Regions from separate parts of the Homo sapiens genome. Here region 1 is linked to region 2. Evidence: chromatin loops called from intact Hi-C (ENCODE). Cell type or tissue: endothelial cell of umbilical vein. All regions are shown on one strand.

Region 1 (2,500 bases), 150 kb before region 2:
GCACCATTGCTTTGCCTCAGTGGCCCCAGAGCAATTAAAGTCAAAAGAGTATGAATCCCCTGAACTCTGAGCTGTTCCAGCATAGATGAGGAAGAAATGACCTCTAGCTGGGTTTCAGCCTCATTCCCCAACCCCCACCCTAAATCTTCATGCCTAAACCAAAATTCATTTGATGGAACTTTTTATAGACTGTGTTTTTGAATTCATGATTATCAGCATTTGGGGTTGAAATTAAAATAGGACATCACTAAAAGGGACTCGTCTAAAATCTAAATTAAGTTGTCAATTAAGGATGAAGAATGGCTTGTTATTATTGCCTTAAAATGATGTGTCCTCTTTGTCCTGTTGAGATCCCAAACATCTTCCATCTGAAATCTATTATAACTTCTGCAGAAGAGAATCTTAGGAAGTATACAGTTTCCTAAGTCTCAGAACTTAGGTCATGAAGGCTCAAAGAGGGGATGATCCATAAAGTCATGAAATGGGACAACTAAAAAACAAATGCCATTTTGTGCCTCTACCTGCCTCTAGATGCCAGCCAGTGGTAGAAAAGGAGTCAGATACTAATTATGAGGAGAGATTTTATTAGACAGATTTAAGGGGAACAGATGAGCCCAAATCCCCCTTTTTATTATCTACTGTACACTTAGCTAATGCTTTCTCCTGTGAGAAAGGCTTAAACAGTAAGCACAAACAGCACAATGAAATTGTAATGCCCTCTCCGTGTGGACCTGGATTATTTCAGCCACCAGCAATGTGAGTAGCTGCAGGTGTTGCACTAAATAAAGTAATATAAAGTGTCTACATTGCAACAGTGGAAGTACTGTTTCAAGACCCTTGTCTGCTTTTTATTAATAGTCAGATTCCTTCCTATCAGCAGCCACAACTACCTTTACCCTATTATTAAGCAACAATATTTTGATAGGCAAAGATCTATTAAAAATCACTGTTGATATTTTGTGACCATAGTCATTTTGGAGTTGAATAAGCGTTCAATCTTCTCACAGAAGGGGAGAACGTAAATTTGTGATTCAGGAAAAGAGGAAACCAGGGGTTACAAAGGTGGAGAGGCCAAGCAGAATGAAACAGACCCCCTCCATCAAGTAAAAAACTTGGCAGGATAACTAGAAACAGACCAACCCTAAATCTTAGGGTTCATGAGCTCTTAGAAACATAATTAACTGAAATAAAACTAATATTCCAGTGTTAAATTTCACCTTAACATACATCAGCAGTTACAATAACACCAGGTATAAAGAGAATCCGAAACTATTCATTTTGTTTATGGAATGTACCTTAAGCTAGGGGGAAACATTCCTTCACACATTAGTGTAATTTCTAAAATGGAGAAAAATTATCTACACAAAAAGAACTGTCAAGTTTACCTTACTCTATCAAGAAGCATTACTTTTGGGGAAAGTGTACTGATCACTTATTTGAAATTTCTTGTAATTATACAGAGCACCAGATTTCCAAAGCATTTGTTCTTGAGAAAGGAACCACTAATACCCAGGAAAGAAATGTTGAACAGGAAATGTTTGACCAATGTTGCATCACAAGATATCAAAAGAATTTCACTTTGGCTACTTCAGCGAATCAAGTCAGGACATTTTTAATTTTCTTTATAGTCTTTAAGCTTCTACAAAATAAGGTTTCCAAAAAATTGGTGATATTAAAATTTTTCTAGAAGTTTTGATACATGAAATAAAGTAAAAATCTTCTCCTAGAATGAAATGTAAAAAGTATTAGTGCTGAGAGTAGATAAACAACATTAGTGATCTGTGAATAGCATTCAGGAAATTCCATCTATCTGATGATCTGTCGGCTAACTGAGCAGTGTTTCATATGTCACCAGCTAACTAAAGCTCCCCATTGTGTTTATAGATTTCTTTTAAAGGCACTTTTAATGCCGTTTTACACATTAGGAGATAGTTAATTTAGAAGTAAATGGTAGACCACGAGAGGAGCCTTCTTCTTTTTCTTCTTTTTAAATTGATGTCCATTTGCATCTCAGCACAGCAACTCCACAAATTCCTGACTCTCAATCCTGAGAGTCCTGTCACAGGACTGCCTGCGGCAATCAGTCCTGGTTTCTTTTTGAACAAGCTTTCTTTTAACACTTAAATCCAGGGATGATTTAACAGAAAGTGTCTCAAGTCTATGAGCTACAGCCCCCTTAGACTCTACCCAAACAAAGCTACTAATGTGTGGTCAGTTTCTTGGCAACTCCACTCTCCGCTGATAACGCTCCTGCCTGCTATTCTCCAAGGAGCCGGCTGCTGGAAGACTGCTCCGAACCTCATCCCCTTGGTGCTCCTGATGCGGGCGATCCTCCGACTGCTCGGCGCCAACCACAACATGCTACCCACCGTGAGAGAGCAGGACGCGGGCTGCTCTAGTCAGGACTTATCGTCTATCATACTGATTGACGAAACCAAGAGTGAGCAGAAAAAATAAACACGAACAGAGGCTGCAGTGTATGGGCCAGTCAGCTGGGAGT
Region 2 (2,500 bases):
GTAAGAACAGACTTATCACATATCAGATAGATAGTTTTTCTTTTATGTTTTAGCTATGTGCCTCTACTTTCTTTTGCCAGTACAAATTTTTGAGAGACTTTTAGCAACCTCTGATGGACCTGATGGGCTTTTTCTTCATAAGCTTTCTATGTCCCCAAAGTGATTTTCCTTCAGATTCATTTAGAGGAAAGTAGAACCGTCCTGAATTCATGCTGCAGCAGACTGGGTGGTTACTCCTCAGGCAATCTGAAATGACCAGAGTACAGCCTTTCAGTATTCCAGCCATATCTACAGTAATTATTTGCCAGCATATCTAAAAGAAGGCAGGCATTTCCTGTTGCACACAAATGGGACATTCTTATCTAAATTACTGTTTAAACAGGTATTTAAGAAAAGACTATCACAGTCAGGAATTTACTGATGACGGAACACATTAGTTTAGGGCTGGACACATTAGTTGAGGACTAACCATTGTCAAGAAAGGAAGTATATCAGCATCAGGAAGGTATAGAGAATATTTTACAACTCCCATATGGGTCAAGATGGAGGATTGTAAACTATGCCATTTGCATTTGGAGAAAGCAGGAGGGTCACAAGTCCTGGCATGGAGTTGTGCTTGCGTCAATATGTTGCTGAACCCTGGAGTAACCTTGAGAGGCAGAGGCTGAGAGTCATAGCTGCTTGGGGTCTCTGTTTCCCTATCCATAAAATAAGCATGTTGGACAAGTTCATCCCCAGGTCCATTCCACTCAAGCAATCCCAGTTCTACATAGTAGAAACCAGAAGGTGGTCAAAATTTGGTGTGCCAAAAGCTTATAAAATGTATTTCCTGGAAAGACACTCTGAGAATTGGTTTGGTCTCTCCCAACATGTAACCTAGGAGAGACTGTGCTCTAGCTGCCTAACCTTGCTCTAACCAGTGAAACTGGAATTTATTCCCAGTAGAGGCTTATAAAACTGGGCTGTTATTCTCACATTAAGTAGACTGCCCTCTGGTGAGGACTGTGGTTTATGTGTGGGCAGAAGGTGTGGTTTACTACCTCTAATTTGTTTATGTTGTTGATGGTGGTTTCAGAAGAAAGCTGCACCCCTTCACATGCTAAAGAGTGACCGGATTTACTTCCTTTAAAAAAAAAGTGTTTAAAGGTGGGCAGAGACATGAGGGAGCATTAATGTGCCATTGCTAATGGAGGAGCAACTGGGATCCCTGTGACCACAGCTCTGCTTCATTCAGCTCTGCATGTGAAATGAGAGCCCCAACTTGTTTATTATAATTACCTAAGTGTGGCTTGGTGGCTTTTGGCAGAGATCCTTCTTGCCTCCAAAGGAGAGACCAAAACTCAGGAGCTACACGCTAAAGGAAGGAGGATGGTGTGCATTCTGTAGCAAGGAGGCTATAATTCTAATATATTCTGGGTGAAAATATTCAAAACAACCCCCAAAAGATGAAGATCAAAAAGTAAATGAGATTGAGATCTACCTTCTACCACATGGCAAACAAAGATAGGCATGCAGGAGAACTGGATAAACAGCGTAAATGTAAGTTCAAATTCATTTTCACAGCTGACTTGATGCAGACCCTTCCCTATTACCACAAAACAGAAGAGCTTTCTTACAGCCAGGAGTCTTACATAAAGAAAAGAAAATAATTATGCATGTCTGGCAGAAGAGGGAGTTGTAGCAATGGCTTGCTGGTAAAACGGAATATGAGCGAGCAATAGAACACTAACTTAACCACACTCTTGGTTTGATAAGAAGCAGAGAGTGCCCAAAAGATTGAAATTTTGTTAGAGTCTCAAAATGTTTTATTTGAAAATGAGCAATGGTCCTTGTTCTCACAAGGTTTGGTAACTAAAAGACAGCAATAATTTCTCATCTTAAAGAGATTCTGTGGAAAAGAGTCCTTGATTTAGCTAATTTTAGCTTGAACTCTACCCCATTGCAAGCACAGTATCTTCAGTGTTAAACAAGTTTAGATGTTGCTAAGGAGTGCAATTTTCTGCCCCCATTCTAAGCTCTAAAGGCCCCCATATTGAGTTTCCCAATACCACATCATATTAAATGTAAAATCATTCAAAACCACAGAGATGAAGAGAATGTCATTGAAAAACATAAAGGAAGATTTTTTGCTTTTTTTAAGTATGAGAAAACATTATATATTTTGATTAAAAATGTTTGCAGAAAAATATGAACAGATGTGCTATGCATATGTGTATACATACACCAAATAGCACTTATAATTTGAGAGGGGGTAATTTCAACATTGCTAAGTGGTAACACAAGCTAGGTATTTAAGGGAATGATATAATATGACAACTTCATAGACTACCAAACTATGTATGGTCTCTGGAAATTGTCATTATCAACATGTACAATAACTAGTAGCATTAGGTGGTCTGTACAGTATCCTTCATGTCTAATTGAGTCACACAGTCTAAGACACTTGATGGGCACCAGGCACTGCCTTCTAATGGGAACTGACTTTCAAAAAAAAATGCAT

Evidence for each region. Hi-C counts contacts between places; a loop is a spot of excess contacts. Peaks named below come from ENCODE experiments on the same cell type or tissue, not always from the same donor. Only the 100,000 strongest peaks of a DNase experiment are listed, where the experiment ranks them.
Region 1: a loop joins it to region 2, with 10 times the contacts of the local background. A loop is called at or near these places in 1 of 110 quality-filtered maps.

What each region holds. Positions count from the first base shown.
Region 1 is chr3:169,240,218-169,242,717 of GRCh38, forward strand. All of the region lies in intron 2 of MECOM (MDS1 and EVI1 complex locus), which reads right to left. LOC124909454 (a long non-coding RNA gene) reads left to right here and starts at 1,844. Exons shown (of 2, transcript XR_007096154.1): 1 at 1,844-2,500. RefSeq lists an enhancer at 328-2,500. In endothelial cell of umbilical vein, no CTCF peak of the experiment used is centred here; DNase peaks (open chromatin) are centred at 904, 1,544, 2,084 and 2,314; H3K4me3 peaks cover 725 bases; H3K27ac peaks cover 2,500 bases.
Region 2 is chr3:169,389,445-169,391,944 of GRCh38, forward strand. The region is part of intron 1 of MECOM (MDS1 and EVI1 complex locus); the gene reads right to left. Among named protein-coding and RNA genes, the nearest start is that of MECOM-AS1, 57 kb to the right of the region's middle. In endothelial cell of umbilical vein, a CTCF peak has its summit at 980 (motif pointing left); DNase peaks (open chromatin) are centred at 437, 947 and 1,687; H3K27ac peaks cover 2,057 bases.